Linked DNA regions of Homo sapiens: region 2 is linked to region 1. The links are chromatin contacts, found by Hi-C in ENCODE. All regions are on one chromosome and are shown on one strand. The core of a region is the stretch at or near the end of the contact, and the rest is flanking DNA. Distances in the headings are between cores, read along the strand shown. Region 1 holds the start of CBLB (Cbl proto-oncogene B). Region 2 holds the start of LINC01215 (long intergenic non-protein coding RNA 1215).

The links. Hi-C counts contacts between places; a loop is a spot of excess contacts on that map. Pooled maps may share reads with other maps.
Region 2: a pooled map shows a loop between it and region 1 (4-fold over the local background). The contact joins the promoter of LINC01215 here to the promoter of CBLB in region 1. A Hi-C loop is called at or near these places in 2 of 37 single-sample maps with no recorded cell type and 6 of 50 pooled maps.

What each region holds. Positions count from the first base shown.
Region 1 is chr3:105,866,694-105,871,331 of GRCh38, forward strand. It overlaps CBLB (Cbl proto-oncogene B), which reads right to left and starts at 2,319. Exons shown (of 19, transcript NM_170662.5): 1 at 2,043-2,319; 2 at 717-898. The coding sequence starts at 884. RefSeq lists enhancers at 191-240, 271-320, 441-530 and a silencer at 2,288-2,517.
Region 2 is chr3:108,123,814-108,128,451 of GRCh38, forward strand. It overlaps LINC01215 (long intergenic non-protein coding RNA 1215), which reads left to right and starts at 1,251. Exons shown (of 2, transcript NR_110030.1): 1 at 1,251-1,329. RefSeq lists enhancers at 434-693, 488-988, 774-823, 894-1,033, 1,314-1,363 and 2 more.

The DNA.
Region 1 (4,638 bases), core at 1,069-3,568:
GACACCCATCATGATTTCTTCTTGTGAAATTATAGTTTGTCTGAAAGCAACATGCAGAAACCACAGAGGTTTCTGATACTCTCAGCCTCACCACCCCCAACATAAATTTTCCTTTCACAATAAACAATGTGCCATCGAAAGGTTTCCTGTTTCAAAATGGAATAGTAGATGAAAGAAACTGTTAACTCTCCCATTAACAACAAAAAAAGTTTCTTAATGAAGATGAATTCTCAAAGATGAAAATGGAAACTCCCTCAACTACTGCTTCTTCACTTAAGAACTAATCTGTTTCTTTCCCCAGTAAATATTTTCAGTATCATACCAGATGATTGTCATGAGTGGTCAAAGACTTAAATAACCTGCTGGTACTCTTTTGTTATCTAAGAGCAACACAACCTCACAGAAGACAGAACAAACACTTCCAAGCATTCTATGGCCATACACCAACAAAAAGCAGCCAATGGTAAAACTTTACATACTGAGTCATGTAGAGGAACTCTGAACCTTAAAGAGTAGAAAGGATGAAAGGTTAAAAAACAAAAAAGTCTTTGAATCCAACTTTTCAAAAAACACAGAGTTGAAGAAAAATGATGAATTGAAATCAAAAGATTGTTGCCATAACAATGGTTGGTATTAATTAACAGTATAAATAAATCTGGAGAAACCACAGACAAAGTGAATAGTGTTTCGCACAGGCAACGTCAGACAGAACTTACCACTTTGTCCATGAGCTTCCAAGTCTTCTCCACGGTCCTGCGATCTGCGGCAGCTTGCTTAGGGGGTCCAACTGCATCCTGAATAGCATCAATAATACCCAAAATTCGACCTTTTCGGGGATTTCCTCCTCGACCACCAGGGTTTCTGCCATTCATTGAGTTTGCCATCTGGAATTTTAGTTCTTTAAAAGGCAGATTTAAAAAAAGAAAAGTTAGTTGGTTTTGAAAATATTTACCCACCAGAAAACTAGAGACTAACTTGTACCACTGCATCTTCCTCCATCGATTAGAGCAAAACCAAAAGTTCCGGATTCATCTTTATCAATAAGCTTGTGAATTTACACTCTCAATCTTTACACACAGTAGTTTTAAGAGCAGTGATCCTAGATTTGCTTTTACAATACTAAGAGTTAAAGATGCATCCTGCTCACGTTTCAAGTAGCTAAGGCTGAACTAATACTCAACTCATAAAAAAAAAAAAAAGAACAAACAAAACTTAAACAGGTTTCCCCCACCTAGATAAAAACAGAATGTTCTTCCCCTCCTGCCTTAATTCCAATTCAAAATACCAGAACAACTGAAGGTCCTATCATACATTTTGGGAGCCTTACGCAGAAACTTCACTTTCACTCTGTTAGATTTCTCCAAGTTACATAAACATAAAGATTATCCTACACAAACGTAAGGGACAGCTCTGTTGTCAACAAAAGCGCAGGGCATGTCCCACACTAAAACCACCAAGTACGGACACACGAACACCTTTCTTTAAATCAACGCGGTGAGTCGTTATTCCCAAGAACCAAATGAAATTAACACACAAATAGCCCATTTGAAAAGAGAAAAGAGAAAAATGACAAGAGCGGCCACGGAAAGGAGGAGTTCACTTCTCTGGCTCCTCGCCTCTGCCCTCAACCCAAAGCTTTGTTTCAGGACGCCTGTGTCCCTTCCCTGCTCAGGCCCCTTCCCGGCCCCTCGGGTCTGAGCTGCAGGAGGAAGGTGGACTGGGAGGGGACAAAGTGTCCCTCCCGTGCCCGCAGCACCGTCCGTCTAGGGCGCGGGAGGGACACTGTGGGCTCGGCGCCTGGGTGGACGCGCCTCCCGGCCGCCTGCTGCAGTCCTCACCGCCGTCTGCCTGGACGCCCTCTCCCTCCTCCCCGGCCTGCGGGTTCTGGTCTTTAAATGCCCCACTTCAAACTGGACGGCGGCGGCAAAGGCAGCTGAGAGCCAGGGCTGTCCCCTCTTCCTCCTTGGCCCGCGCCTGGCTACCCCGGGCCCCCGGGCCGGCAAGAAGTGTGGAGCCTCCCCGGCGACCCCTTCCCTTCTTGCCTTTCGGCGCCGTAGCTGTCCAGAGACACGCGTGTGCGCGGGTCCCACTCCACACGCACGCAGCCCAGTGTGTGTGGGGAGCCCCGGCTGGGAGTGGGATCGCTGAGAACAGCTCGCTCCCGAAGAAGGAGCAACCCAGCGCGCAGGCCTCCGAGACGTGGAAACGCAACAATTACCGTCAAGACAAATCCACACCCGCTCTCCCCTCCCGCCCGACTCGGGGAGGCCGCGGGACGCCGCAGCAGCACTAGCAGGAGGAGGAGACCGCTCGCTGGACACCCCACCCCTGTGGCACACACAGGACCCAGGCTCGGGGCGGGGCGGGGCGGGGGCGGGGCCGGGCGCCGCTGAGCCAATGCCGCGCAACCGCGCACTGCCCGACAGCGGGTGCAGCCAATGGACGGGAGGCGCCCGTCCTCCTCGCGCTGCCGCCCCGTCCACGTCCTCCACAGTACACAATGGCCCCAGAGGAAGGCCCGCTCGCAGCACGTCAGAAAGGAATTGGACTCGGAGAGAAATGAGGGGCCTGGACTCTCCCGGGAACGAAAGTGGAAACGGGAAAGGAAATGGACGAAGGGATGCAAGGCACGAAGGAGCTAACCAATAAGGGGTGGCAGGTGGGCGTGAGCGTCGGGACCGGGAGCCAAAGCCATCTGGGGCTGAAAGGCGGGACTTCCTGCTTCGCTTACCTTCCTAGTCTTTTGTTTCATAGCAACAGAGTAGTGGCTGGAAGGGTGTTGCTTCTCCGCTCTGGGCGGGTCCAACGCTGGAGAAATTCATCTCCCTAGGGCTGCCAAACCCTTCTACCCAGGACAGCAGCCAAACAGGTCTATGACGTTGCTTCTTGTTGGCTATCAAAAAGAGCAACAGCCACTGAGCTTCTAAAATGCAGAATAAATCTCACAGAGAGTAGGCTGGGGTGACATCTGAATGCCAACTGAAACTTCCCAAGTTTCCGAGTTTCTCTTTTGCTGTTAGTTTTAGAGGGATTGCAGACCAAACATCAGGCTGATGAAAAAGCAAATAGTTGACAACGCTGGCCAAACAGTCTCTGCTAATCATGCCAAAGCAATAAAAGTACCAGATAATGGGAATTGCTGATAAATACCTTGCACCTTTTTACTTAGTGCAAGTTTCTGCCTAAATGACTGAGGAGGAGACAGCTACTGTGTTTTGTCGGAGTCACCTTTACATAGATTTCTATCCATTTAAAAACAACCTTACTGTAGCTGCCATTCTCTACCAGCATTGTTACCTCTTTCTGTGGCTCCCTTCTTTGTGCTCTTAAAAAGGCCGACATCTGGCTAGTCTTTAAAGGAGAAAGCTACTGTGCTGGGACTTGTCTTTCAGCAATATCATAGGTTAAACAAATGCCTTCCATTTATTTCAGTTTACTTCAATCCCACCACTCATGCTACCAACAATTGCTCTGGACTTCATACTTTGGAACTTTCTTTCCACTACAGTTGATAGCGTTTATTACACTTTTCAGCTTGGACATCTCAGATGTTCTGATATTTTACATTGGGTTTTTTGTTTTTGATTTTGTTTTTTCAAATCTTGCTCTAACCACGTAACCTGATAAAATGTTTCTCAATGGTTCTAACCACTTTCTAGCAACTAAGAATTTTAATACTGTAATTATTACTATGAAGGATCCTGAGTTTTCCTTTACAGCCTTGAATTTACATGGTTAAGATTTTAATTTGACGAAAACAGAAAAAAAATGTGCCTTTGCAACCAGTCAGGTGATAAAGTGTGATTCAGGAAGTAATTTTGTTTCCTTGTCATTATTTCTGTGCCAGTAATTAAAGAGTAGTTCCTTGTTTTCACATTGCATTTATCTACAAAAGTGCTGGCCTCTCCATATCTCCTCCACCCATCCATATCTCTTTTACTCATAGTCGTAGTAGCTACATTTACTAAGGGGAGACTGTAAAAGAAAAAAACTGTGTTACCTTTAAAATAAATTTTAAAAGAATTAATGTGTAGAAGCATGTAGCAAAACAGTGGCTTAAGGGAACATTATAACTAAGTATATTACTTATATTCATATCTGGATAAATGTAAAATACCCAAAATACATGTTATAGCATGTGCCATTCCTTTTATATGGTGTTTTGCAACTGAAAGAGATGAGTTAATGAGAAAATGGCATTGCCTATGGTATCAAGCATATCATGTTGATATAAATTACAAGTTTTGAGGTGTATGGTTTGACGTATTTTGAAATATATGTATGTGAGATACGGTAGCATCCCTTACCACTTATTTGCCATCTCACTTTCCTTGGTTCTAGTTACCTGTGGACAACCAGGGTTTGAAAATAGGTGAGTATAGTACAAAAAGATATTTTGAGAGAGAGAAAAATACCACATTTATATAACTTGTATTACAGCATATTGTTATTATTTTATTAATAGTTATTGTTATTAATCTCTTACTGTGACTACTTCATAAACTTATCATAGGTATGTATGTATTGGAATACTCATAGTATATATAGCGTTCAGTATTTTCTGAGATTTCAAGCATGCACTGTGGGTTTGAGCATATCCTGTGGATGAAGGGAACTGCTGTATGTACATATGTACGC
Region 2 (4,638 bases), core at 1-2,500, 2.3 Mb after region 1:
ACACATTTAAAAAGGCACAATTAGAAGAATACCGCAAAAATAAAAAGAAAAATTCAGTTTGATCTGAGGGGGAAAAGAAAAAGCTGTTTTCATGAAAAACAGATTTTGAAGTACTTTTGTCATCAGCTTCCTTTCAATTCTTCTGGTTAATTTCATGAAGGCTGTGCGACCTTTCAACTTCCAAATGTTTGCAGGAGGGAAGGGTGGTAACGTGTGAGTGGAAAAACAATTAATTTTCAAGGTATGGGATTTTATAGTAGAGACTTCCTTAGCAGGATGGACCGTGACAGGGTGTTAGTGATGGAGACCTTAGGAGGAGAGGGCAGAAGATATGGGTTTGAGGTCCTGATGTACTCTGCCTGCTGTGTGATCTTGGACAAGTTCCGACCCCTCTCAGGGGTTCAACATCTTCCTACCTACATGAAGTGATGGGATCAAACACCTCTGTGGCCCTCTCTAGTCTATATGTTTGCATTTCTAACTGTAGAGCATGATAAAAAAATAAATCAGAAGTCAGTGATCTTTAGGTTACTAGTCAGGATGAAACTCAAAAGATCTATTTTTAAAATTATGAGTATTGGGTGTGGTGAAAATATTCATATTTGGGGTCAGAGAGTTTTTCTAATAGAATCAATTCTAGAGCATTCAGACTTGCTCTCACCCCAAAGAGGAAGTGAATGAAAGCTCTTCTTTCTCCTCTGCTGCTTTCTTTGTCCATGGGAGTATGCAAATTTTTCTGGCAACACAGAAGACTGAACACAGGAAGCCTGAACCCCGTGAAGCCATAAGGCTTAGCATGGGTGTGGAGGGTGATCAACCCCTCATCTGTCATTCAGAACTCCATGCTGCAACACAGAGGGGAAAAAAAACCTTCTGCTCCCTGTTTCAACCTCAAGGGCAGAGAACACAGGCCGAGTTGCTGTTCTTGTCTCACAATCTGGAGGCCAGAAGTCTGAAATCAAGGTGTCGGCAGGATTGGCTCCTTCTGGGAGCTGCGAGGGAAGTATCTGTTCCAGGCCTCTCTCCTTGGCTTACAGATGGCTGTTGATATGGTTTGGCTGTGTCCTCACCCAAACCCCATCTTGAATTGTAGTTCCCATAATCTCCACGTGTCATGGAAGGGACCCGGGGGAGGTAATTGAATCATGGGGGCAGTTACCTTCACGCTGTTCTCGTGAAAGTGAGTGAGTTCTCAGGAGATCTGATAAGGGGACTTTCCTCATTTTACTCACTCAGTTCTCTTCCTGCCACCACTTGAAGAAGGACGTGTTTGCTTCCCCTTCTGCCGTGATTCTAAGTTTCCTGAGGCCTCCCCAGCCATGCTGAACTGTGAGTTAATTAAACCTCTTGCCTTTATAAATTACCCAGTCTTGGGTATGTCCTTATAGCAGCATGAGAATGGAAATACAGCCATCTTCTCCATGTGTCTCTTTACATTGTCTTCCCTCTGTAAGCGTTCGTTTCTGTTATAAGACACTAGTCTTATTGGATTAGAGACTGTAATGACCTCATTTAAATTTGATTACCTCAGTAAACACACTATCTCCAAATAAGGTCACATTCTGAAATATTCAGGGTTAGGACTCCAGTAATATCTTTTTGTGGGGAGACACACTTCAATCCATAACATACTATAAGAGAAGGGAGCGCTTACCACTGTCCATTACCTGGAACCAGTTCAGACAACCATCATCTTTCTACATGCGATGGAGAAAACAGTTCACCTGGGCATTTTTGCTATGACAGGAGGAAACGTCAATATCAAACCATTGGAGAAGGTAGCTGAGTCATTCATTTGTGGCAGCAACCATCTTTCCTTCCCGCACCCCCTGGCTAGGCTGCTCCATGTTGGGAGGTGGTGTGTTCAGTACAGCCACAGTGAGCTAAGTGAGGGCTTCAGCTGCAGGCTGGAGTGACCCAGGGAGGAACTGCCGCCTATCAAAAGGAAACACCTGCCACAGAAGGTTCACTGAAGCCTGAGAAAATAAACGTCAAGAGCTCTGGGCTGTGCCACCACCAGTCTCCACCACTATTCTGAGGCAGAATGCACCTATTGGCTCACAATGCTGTGAAAGAAAACAAGAAAGTCGTGATGGTGAGCGCTGCCCTGCAGAGATAATGAGCCACTAGAGTAGTTCTGAGGCAGGAGCCAGAGGAGCTGTGACACAGAGGCAGTCAGGGAGTGGGACTGGGGTCACAGGAGGGGCTGGACCCAGTGGTCTAGTGCCTCATCTCATTCCAGATATGTGACCTAAGATCTGCATGTGTGTGCCTGTGCATGTGTGTGCCTATGTGTATGTGGATATGTGGCAACATATATGTGCATGCATGTAAGTGAGTACACATGCATGTGCATGTGGTGGGGTGTGGGTGACTGGATAGAGGGAGCATGGGGAAAGGGAGGGAAAAGAGGGTTAAAACCGTGACAGGATAATAAGCATCTGAAATACTTAACTACAACAAAATGTTCTGAGGCTTTGTACAGCCTTATTTTCCAAACTGCAGGTTGTGGCTCAGCAGTCAGCTGGGAAATCAATTTACCCATGCAGAGATTCTTAACCTGGGTCTGTGGACACTGCCCTTTCCCCACAAGAGGCCCAAGGATAGAATTGTATTTCAATATCATTGATTTCCTTTGTAAGCCTAAGAGTTTTGCTTTATGCATTTAAAAACACTACAAGAAAGGATCCATAGGCTTCATCACATGGGGTAGAAATGGCACGTGCACACATGCATACACACACACACATACACACAAACAGATACACACACACACACAAACACATATACACACACACACAAGGTTAAAAATCTCTAGGTCAAAACCAGCATTTTAAAAAGTTATTAAGATAACTAGATTATAAAGAAATTAAAAAATTTGAGCTATGCATGTAATGAGGGTACTGTTTTGTGAAACTGGTTTTAGATATACAAATACTTGTGTATATAAAATATACATATGTATATGTGTGTACATATTTATGCACACACATTTATTTATTTGTTTATTTTGTGATGGAGTCTCGTTCTGTCACCCAGGCTGGAGTGCAGTGGCATGATCTCAGCTCACTGCAACCTGTCTCCCGGGTTCAAGCAATTCTCCTGCCTCAGCCTCCTAAGTAGCTGGAACTACAGGCATGCCACCATACCCAGCTAATTTTTGTATTTTTAGTAGAGACGGGGTTTCACCATGTTGGCCAGGATGGTCTCGATCTCCTGACCTTGTGATCTGCCCGCCTCAGCCTCCCAAAGTGCTGGGATTACAGGTGTGAGCCACCCTGCCTGGCCATTTATTTTTAACTGTAGGGCATAGGGCAAAAAATTGATAGCTAGTGTTCAATAGCCTACTGGACATTAGGGTAAAAGATTTTTTTAAAAAATTTTTAAAAATTATGAGTGAGGAATGTAGTGGGCCATTTGTGTTTCAGAGTGGAGGGCTCTGCTATTAGGCAGACATTTGACTTTTCACTCGGCACATCCACATTCCAGCCAGTCTCCCAGTGAATGGTGATAAGCTGGCCCTGATCATGCCTGTATGGCTACACCCCTCTCTGCCTTGTTGAGGCCTGAGTTAATTTGAAGTGTTGCAGAGACATGTGTTGATTCCTGTGGCTACAAGGCTCCCGGAAGTGTCAGAGGCAGAGGTATTGTTTCCTGGGAGGGGTGTCTTCCTGTGTACCGCTGGTGTACCACTGGTGTATGCCTGCCCAGAAGTTTGTTCTTTCACACCCACAGGGCCACCTGAAGAAACAGAGATAGGGTCTCCCACGGAATGGGGCAGCAAAAGAAGTAAAGCAAAAGTGAAGAAAAGAGAAATAGGGGGCAGCAAGTGTTCAGGAAAAGGGGGGTCAGATAGGAGAGAGAAGCAAAGAGAAAAATCAAAGTGTATAAAGCAAGTGGCGGGACTCGCTGAGCTGTAGGTGTAGTAAGAAGCTATCACACCAGCCTGTTAGCTCCCTGCAGGATTCACAGCATCAAGGATGGTGAAACCGAAAGAAAGAAAAGGTAGTTCAGCAGGAAAGATCAACAAAGACAAATCCTGGGACGAATCCAAGCTGCTATTAGAATCGAACCAAGCAAAGATATGACCACCTATGTTAGCGACCTGTTGCTTAGTTTATTTTAAATGAAACTCATATTTACTTGATTAATTTAGAAAATCTGAGATTCACTAGAGCAGGAACTTTGCCTTCCTCAGTTCCTAGACCAGTACCAGTTACATGGTGAAGGCTTAATAAATATTTATAAAGGAATGTTAATTAATCAGCTGGTAATTGATATGTAAAATTGCTTGAAATTATAAAATAATAGTGACAACTAAAAGTAATACAGTGCATAATAGTTTAGAAATCAACTTCATGATTATCTCATTTAATCCTCACACAGTCCCATCAGGTATCACCATGATCATCCTCACCTTAAGAATAAGACACTAGTTCGAAGCCACTCTATGATTTGTGCCTGGGATTTTAATCAATATTCTCTGATGCAAAAGCCAACCTAGCACTTTGCCTCTTTGGTCATGTTGTATGTGCCCACTCATGATAAGTGCTTGGTATATTTAAGTAGTCATATCCATAGTAGGTATAGGTATCAGTTTGGATTCTCCAGGAAGCAGAATTACGAGTGTATGAGGAG